Linked DNA regions of Homo sapiens: region 2 is linked to region 1. A link is an interaction called in ENCODE POLR2A ChIA-PET data of the cell type or tissue named here. Cell type or tissue: Panc1. All regions are shown on one strand. Each heading gives the region's core, and the rest is flanking DNA. Links, peaks and the distances in the headings are about the cores only.

Evidence for each region. Peaks named below come from ENCODE experiments on the same cell type or tissue, not always from the same donor. Only the 100,000 strongest peaks of a DNase experiment are listed, where the experiment ranks them.
Region 2: POLR2A ChIA-PET joins it to region 1 with 6 read pairs; 7 of 35 experiments call an interaction of 5 or more read pairs at or near these places.

What each region holds. Positions count from the first base shown.
Region 1 is chr1:36,132,955-36,137,311 of GRCh38, reverse strand. It overlaps TRAPPC3 (trafficking protein particle complex subunit 3), which reads left to right. Exons shown (of 5, transcript NM_014408.5): 5 at 1-740. The coding sequence ends at 109. Among named protein-coding and RNA genes, the nearest start is that of COL8A2, 9.9 kb to the right of the region's middle. In Panc1, for the core only: CTCF peaks have their summits at 2,195 and 2,410 (motif pointing right); no DNase peak of the experiment used is centred there.
Region 2 is chr1:36,246,435-36,250,822 of GRCh38, reverse strand. The region is part of intron 1 of THRAP3 (thyroid hormone receptor associated protein 3); the gene reads right to left. Among named protein-coding and RNA genes, the nearest start is that of THRAP3, 24 kb to the right of the region's middle. RefSeq lists enhancers at 2,141-2,435, 2,201-2,495. In Panc1, for the core only: no CTCF peak of the experiment used is centred there; a DNase peak (open chromatin) is centred at 2,222; H3K27ac peaks cover 702 bases.

The DNA.
Region 1 (4,357 bases), core at 1-4,000:
TGTGGAGGCCAAGTTTGTCCAGGACACCCTGAAAGGAGACGGTGTGACAGAAATCCGGATGAGATTCATCAGGCGGATTGAGGACAATCTTCCAGCTGGAGAGGAATAACCATCCCTACAACTCGAGGATAGCCATCAGGAGCACTGTTGGAATCAGCAGGCCTCTGTGCTCCCTCTGCCCTCCAGAACTCAGTGACTCTTGAACATGGATGTTATATATTCTTATAACCTGTTTCCATTCTCCATTCAAATAAAGAGCAGACTGCGATATAGTCCATTTACCCCATGTGTGCACATTCAGGAGCGACAGTCTCTGCCCCCATTCCCTTGAGAGGGGCTGGATGTAATCACCTTTGGTTGGACTAGAAAGAGCTCAAACCATTTTACATTCCTGTTTGAATTTTTCCAAAGCAAAACTCACTTTGACCCCATTAAGAGGCAAGCCTGGCACATCTATCCCTGGGCCTTTAGAAAGCCATTTGCCTCAAATGGCTATAGGGTTGTGGGGTGGAGGGAGGAAGGGCTGGGAGGGAGTGGGGAGGAATTGCTAGCTGTAGTGTGACACATTGTAGTGTTTGCCAGGAAAGGAGCCAGTCATGCCGGAAACACTGACTTCTGGGAAGCCACCCAGGTCTCATTCCTCCCTGCTGTTGGAGGCAACATCTCCTCTTTTTACAGAGGGTACATCCTTTTTTCTTACAAATTCTTCAATAAAGACACATTCTTGAGTGAAATCCCAATCATGTCCTGTTTTCTTTCTGCTTATCCCCAGGTGTTTTGTTACAATGGTGTGAGGAGACCAGGTAGGTTCATGGGCCCTGTCTTTCTTTGACTTGGTTTAGCAGTGGCTTCTCTCCACAGACGAGAGTGTCTGGGAAACCTGGGAGCCAGTATAAGCAACTGAAGCCCCTTCAGAGTCGCTTTTGGCTCTAGTGTGTGCAGCAAAATCTAGAAGCAGACCATTATTCCAGACATACCTAAAATGAACTATCCTGGGCACTTGGCCACCAAGTTGGAAGGTCTGGCTAGAAAGGCCATATAAACCCTGTTGTTGGGGTGCTATTTGTTGAGTGCTTACCACTTGAAAGACACTACTGAACACTTTGCATGCATTGGCCAGCTCACAAGAATTCCATTTTTAGAGTGGAGGCCATAAGTTGCCCAGGTCATATGGTGAGTAAGTGGAAAAGTTAGGGTTCAAAGCTGGGCCAAAGGGCAAAACCCATGCTCTTAATGAAGATTCTTTTACTGCCTGGTTAACACTATGGGGGAAAAAGGGAACAGGCCACAGCTCCCTCTCCCAGGCTTAGAGAGCTTGGGATAGATCTTAAAAGGAGGAAGCAGAGATTGTGTCAGGCTGTATTTGGTAGCACTGCTTGGGGATAGCCTAAGGCCCTGAGGTCTAGACACTCAGGTTGTTGGAGGGAAATGGGGTCCCAGGCCTTCCCTAAAGTATGTGTGCAGGCCTGAGATGGGGGGAGCCAGTTTTAGATGCATTGTGCTTGAGATGTGTTTTGGTTGTGCAAGGGTAGGACCAGGGTTTTGAGACACCACTGAGAAGGGCAGTTTGCAAGGACTTACCGGCTCTAGCTGGATTAGGCCACCAAAGAGGGATGGTCAGTTTCGTGTCCCCAAATATAGGAACATCCTCTGAGCCTCTTTATGTCCCCCTCCATATTATAATTTGGGGTCCCAGGGCAGTGATTCAATTTTGGTTAACTGTGTCCTTAGCACTTAGTGTGGGTCTCAGTCCAGTCACACCAGAGTCTGAATGAATGAATAAGGGAATGAATGTTGGGGCCCAGATGTGGAAAGCTTTATGTAGTGTCTGAACCCTGCCAAAAAAAGCTACACCGCCCTTTCCCTTCTCCAGGGGGACCCTCGGCCCTTCCTCTCCTCCGGGTACCACAGCCTACTTTTGAGCAGCGGTTTGTATGTCGTGACGTTTTGGATATTTCCTTTCCCAATGTTAAACTTGGGCAACATTACAGGATTAGGGAACTGTGGAAACAAAGCTCCCTTAGTGACTTTTCCCAGTTACAGCCCCACGATTGGGGCTGAGGGAAAGAAAGAGCTGGGGACTGCAGAAGTATTTGGAACATGCAATCCCCAGGAAACTAACTTCCTGGTCCCCACCCATGTCATTGATTGGTTGTAGATTACACATTCCTCTCTTACTATGACTGTGAGGCTGAGACAGCCCCCTAAGCTAGGCCATTCCCTCCCAACAAGATGGGGCAGGTGAGCCTGGCTATATGGGAGAGGCTGACTAACAAGAATTTTTGGGTAGTCTGACTCATGGCAGAGTTCTGGAGATGGAGGGTTGATGCTGGTGGCCTTTGGGCCTGGGGCTGGCTGGGTGGAGCTCTAAGGAAAGGTCTCGGTCTTCAGCCTTTGGCCACCAGGGGTCTCCAAATCACCACTGTACTGTCCCAGAGAGTGACCACCGGACCCCTGGTTTTCAGAATTTGCTAGAAGATGCACCTGATGGAGCAAATCTTAGAGGCTGACCGGAGGCTGAGAGTGCTCCCCCTCCTCCAGCCACCCCTACAGGACCTGAAAGCAAAGCTTACATATAGCTGCCAGGCTAAGCGCCTGCCTGCTGGAGCCAGAACATTAGAAGAGAGCGTTGGCCAAGGATGTCTGGCCGCATACATACTTCAAACTCCCATGCTGGCCTCCTGAGTTGTGTACAAGCTACCTCTGAGCCCTCCCCTAATCAACCCCCCTTACTTCCTGAGTGGAGGCCAGAGCACCAGCCCCATTCCCCTGATGTAACACTGTCCCTTTCTGCCCCAGACCTCCAACACCAGTGAAATTTCCATATTCAGGTTTCACCTTCTCCTAGGGGGTTGGCCTCCCCTACATTTGTACTGGGCATCCAAGGCCAAGAAGCGGGTGGCAACAGAAGCCTCAGGAGCAGAAATTGCATTCAGTAAAATTAAAATAGTCTCCTAACAAGTAGTTCATTGTGGCTAGTAGGTGGTGGGGGTGCAGGAAAAATGCCCTCCCAGAGCTTAAGTGCTACCATGTGCTGTGTTTTGGAAGCCAAAGGGCCGGTGGGAGGGTAGGAGAGAGGAGGGGAGGCTGGTGGCAGGCAAGGAGCTGCTGTTACTGATCCCCAGCCTTTGATGTAGGGCCAGGCCTGACCCCAGGACAGCCGCCGGCCACTGCCAGGGGAGCGGTGGGACTCACTGCATTCCTGGGGGCAATTTACACTCTGGCAGGGGGAGAGAGGAAAATTTCTACTGTGGGAAGGGGGAGTGGGGGGAGGGAGGCCGCTGCAGCAGAGGTTGGGGGAGAGGGTGTTGTAAAGAACAATGGAGGTAGCCAGGACACAGAGTAGCACTCTCCTGCTTTGCCCTGGCTCCCTCACCCACCTTGGGTCCAGGCCTCCTCCAGGAAGCCATCTCTGATGGAACCCAGAGCTGGTGAGGAGCTCACATGGGCTGGCTCAGGTACAGCCCAGGGGATGCAGAGAAGCAGTTGCTCTTTCCTCTTGGCTCTGGGAGCCTGGACTGTCAACCATGAGGGCATCTATGACTGAGCTAGGCTAGAGGAGGGGTGGGAGGGTGGTGCGCATGGGCAGGAGGACATTTGCCAGTGAATGTGGATGAATGTTAGTCATAGCAATAGCTAATCTTTATTGCAGAGTGGCCATGTGCCAGCGCTAGTCATGTGATATGCCAGTACTTCACATGTATTTCTCATTTAGCCTTCACCACAGCCCTACTACTATCTGCAGATGAGGAGACTAAGGAGCACAGCTAGTAACACCGTGGATTCAGCACTTGAACCCAGATAGTCAGGACTTGAACACAAAGCTCTTATCCAGTACATTACACATTATGTATGTATGTTTTTGTGTTTCAGTGTCTGCCTGTTTCCTGATGTTCCTTAGGGACTGTGTCTGTGTGTGAATTCTTTTTTTTTTTTTTTTTTTGAGACAGAGTCTCGCTCTGTCACCCATGCTGCTGAAGTGCTGTGGTGCCGCAATCTCGGCTCACTGCAACCTCCGCCTCCCAGGTTCAAGCGATTCTCCTGCCTCAGCTTCCTAAGTAGGTGGAACTACAGGCGTATGCCACCACGCCAAGCTAATTTTTGTGTTTTGTTTTGTTTTTTGAGATGGAGTCTTGCTCTGTTGCCCAGGCTGGAGTGCAGTGGCACGATCTCGGCTCACTGCACACTCCGCCTCCCGGGTTCAAGCGATTCTTCTGTGTCAGCCTCCTGAGTAGTTGGGACTACAGGCATGCATCACCATGCCTGGCTAATTTTTGTATTTTTAGTAGAGATGGGGGTTTCACCATATTGGCCAGGCCAGGCCAGGTCTCGAACTTCTGAACTCATGATCTGTTTG
Region 2 (4,388 bases), core at 88-4,087, 110 kb before region 1:
GTGAGCTGAGATTGCGCCAATAGATGGGATTACAGGCGCGCACCACCACGCCCAACTAATTTTCTGTATTTTTAGTACAGATTGGGTTTCGCCATGTTGGCCAGGCTGGTCTCGAACTCCCGCCCTCAAGTGATCCGCCCGCTTCAGCCTCCCAAAGTGCTGGGATTACAGGCGTGGGCCACTGTGCCCAGCCTCTAAGGTATATTTTTTTAATGTGTCTTATAAAGTCAGTCTTAGAAAACATTCCTAAATAATCTCACTATTACGTGGCTAAATTGTACTCTACTAGAGAACACAGAGGATGCTAAATCTCTGATTATAAGAATATACCGCCTGTAATCCCAGAACTTTGGGAGACCAAGGCGGGCGGATCACAAGGTCAGGAGATCCAGACCATCCCGGCCAACATAGTGAAACCTGGTCTCTACTAAAAATACAAAAGTTAGCTGGGTGTGGTGGCGGGCGCCTGTAGTACCAGCTACTTGGGAGGCTGAGGCAGAAGAATTGCTTGAACCCGGGAGGCGGAGGTTGCAGTGAGCTGAGATCGCGCCACTGCCCTCCAGCCTGGGCGACAGAGCAAATCTTTGTCTCAAAAAAAAAAAAAAAAAGTATGCCTAATTCACTAAGGGCCTATTTGGAAGGAAATTTCAGTCAGTAAAAAATTATTAATTTTAGAGTTGGAAATGTCGATAATATATCCAGAGTCTACCTTATGTAATTGCCGAATTTTGTAAAAATTTTCATCCAAACTTGATTAATAACCCATTTAACCCAAGGCGTTACACCAGGATAACCAACTTCTCTAGATTGCTTTCGTCTATAAACAAGAGACCAAATTTGATGCCAGAATAACCTGTCACAAATATGATCATGTCATTCCTCCAATTAAAGGTCCTTCCTGCTTACTGCATAAAATTCAATACAAGCACACTGCAATCCTGCTCTACTCGCTCCACCTTCTACCACTGACTCCTATGCTTCTACCCTTAATCAAACTACATTTTTAGAATGAACTTTCCTGTTCCACACCATTAGACATGCTCGTCCCACTGCCTTGAATAGCCTCCTCTCACCAAACCACCACTCCTGTCTCAACCTCCACCACACACACACACACACACACACACACACACACACTCACCACCTGCTTCGCTTATTCGAAACCTTCCAGCAACAGCTCAAATGTAAATTCTTGTAAAACCTTCCCCTAATTCTCCAGAAGGAGTCAGTGAGCATCTCATTCCAGGTTCTACTATTGCCCTTATCATCCTGTATTGTAATTAACTGTCTCTCCCACTAAACATGAAGGTCCCTTAAGAATAGGGACTGTGGGGCTGGGGGCAGTGGCTCACGCCTGTAATCTCAGCACTTTGGGAGGCAGAGGCAGGTGGATCACGAGGTCAGGAGATGGAGATCATCCTGGCTAACACGGTGAAACCCTGTCTCTACTAAAAATACAAAAAATTAGCAAGGTGTGGTGGCGGGCACCTGTGGTCCCAGCTACTCGGGAGGCCAAGGCAGGAGAATGGCATGAACCTGGGAGGCAGAGCTTGCAGTGAGCGGAGCTTGCGCCACTGCATTCCAGCCTGGGCGAGAGCGAGACTCCATCTCAAAAAAAAAAAAAAAAAAGGGACTGTGCTGGCTGGGTGCGGTGGCTTGCACCTGTATCCCAGCACTTTGGGAGGCCCAGGTGGACAGCCTGTGGTCTGGAGTTTGAGACCAGCCTGGCTAACATGGTGAAACCCCATCTCTACTAAAAATACAAAAACTAGCCAGATGTGGTGGTGCATGCCTACAGTCCCAGCTACTCAGGAGAATCATTTGAACCCAGGAGAAAGAGGCTGCAGTGAGCTGAGGATCACGCCACTGCACTCCAGCCTGGGAAACAGAGCAAGACACTGTCTCCAAAAAAAAAAAAGAAAGAAAGAAAAAGAATAGGGACTGTGCCTTATATTTATCTTGTATCTCCTCCAACACCTAACGCAATGCCTGGTACATGGTAGATTTCATCATGTTTGCTCAATAGGTAAGTTTGAGCCCCAAGATAATAAACATCTGAGCAAGCATGGCAACAGTGAAGACACAAGTATAAATCAAGTGAGCCCTCACATACATAAGAATTTACTGAAACTAGCACAACTACAGAGGATACAAAGAAATATAAAATGCTGGAAGCCAGGAGTTCAAGACCAGCCTGGGCCATAAAATGAGACTGTCTCTACAAAAAAATAAAGCATGCCTGTAGTCCTAGCTACTCGGGAGGCTGAGAATCGCTTGGGCCCAGGAGGTCAAGGCTGCAGTGAGTCATGATTGCACCACTGTACTCCAGACTAGGTGACAAAGCAAAACTGTCTCACAAAAAAAAAAAAAAAAAAGAGGCTGAGGCTGGGTGCAATGGGTCTGGCCTGCAATCCAACACTTAGGAAGGCCAAGGTAGAAGGATCACTTGAGGCTAGGAGTTCGAGACTAGCCTGGACAACAAACCAAGACCCCCATCTCTACAATAAAAGTATTCAAAACTCAGTCAAAGCCACCAACAAATAAAGATATGGCAGGGTCAGACCAGTTAACAACTGAGGAGATGAACAAAAATGAAGGCCTGAAAGAAAAGAATAATTTTTTTAAATATTAAAAGATGAAGGAGGCTGGGCACCGTGGCTCATGCCTGTAATCCCAGCACTTTGGTAGGCCAAAGTGGGCGGATCACCTGAGGTCTGGAGTTCAAGACCAGCTTGGCCAACATGGTGAAACCCTGTCTCTACTAAAAATACAACAATTAGCCATGCATGGTGGCGTGTGCCTGTAATCCCAGCTACTCGGGGGGCTGAGGCAGGAAAATCGCTTGAACCTGGGAGGTGGAGGTTGCAGTGAGCCAAGATCGTGCCACTGCACTCCAGCCTGGGCGGGGTGACAGAGCAAGACTCCATCTCCCAAAAAAAAAAAAAAAAAAAAGATGAAGATGGGAGATGTGGTCAAAAGATACAAAATTTCAGTTAAGAGGAATAAGTTGGGCAACATGGTAAGTGCAGTAAATAATAATGTACTGTATATTCAAAGATCGCCAAGAGAGATTTTAAGTGTTCTCACCACACAAAAAAAATGAGGCAATACATATGTTGATTAGCTAGATTTAACCATTCCACAATGTACACATATTTCTTGTATATCATACTTGACAATTAAAAGTTAATTTTTAAGGCTGGGTGTGGTGGCTCACACCTGTAATCCCAACACTTTGGGAGGCTGAGGCGGGTGGATCACTTGAGGTCAGGAGTTCAAAACCAGCTTGGCCAACATGGTAAAACCCCATCTTTACTAAAAATACAAAAAATTAGTGGGGTATGGTGGCACACGCCTGTAATCCCAGTCACTGAGGAGGCTGAGGTGGGAGAATAGCTTGAACCTACGAGGCCGAGGTTGCAGTGAGCCAAGATCACGCCACTGCACTCCAGCCTGGACGACAGAGCTAGACTCCAACTCAAAAAAAAAAGTTAATTTGTCTTTTTGAGACGGAGTCTCGCTCTGTCGCCCAGGCTGGAGTGCAGTGACTCCATCTCAGCTCACTGCAACCTGTGCCTCCCAGGTTCAAGAGCTTCTCCTGCCTCAGTCTCTCGAGTAGCTGGGATTACAGGCGCCCACCACCACACACAGCTAATTTTTGTATCTTTAGTAGAAACAGGGTTTCACCATGTTGACCAGGCTGGTCTGGAACTCCTGACCTCGTGATCCGCCCGCCTCAGCCTCCCAAAGTGCTGGGATTACAGGCGTGGGCCACTGCACCCGGCCAAAAAAGTAATTTTTTAAAAAAGACTAAGAAAGGCCCTTGAGAAAACTGAAGCCCTCAATATTTTTGCAAAAGTTATAATGTGAACAATGTATATTATCAATTTTTTCAGAGAATTAGAAAAAGAACCGTTGATACAATTTTGATAAATATGCAGTTATGCCTGTAATTTTATTTATTTATTTATTTATTTATTTGAGACAGAGTCTCACTCTGTCGCCCAGGCTGGAGTGCAGTGGCACGATCTCCACTCACTGCAAGCTCCGCCTCCTGGGTTCACGCCATTCTCCTGCCTCAGCCTCCCGAGCAGCTGGGACTACAAGTGCCGGCCACCACTCCCGGCTAATTTTTTGTATTTTTAGTAGAGACAGGGTTTCACCATGTTAGCCAGGATGGTCTCGATTTCCTGACCTCGTGATCTGCCTGCTTCAGCCTCCCAAAGTGCTGGGATTACAGGTGTGAGCCACCGCACTCGGCCCATGTTATTTATTTTTTAAAAAGAAAAAGGCTGGGCACAGTCGCTCACACCTGTAATCCCAGCACCTTGGGACGCCAAGGCGGAGAGATAACTTGAGATCAGGAGTTCGGGACCAGTCTGGCCAAC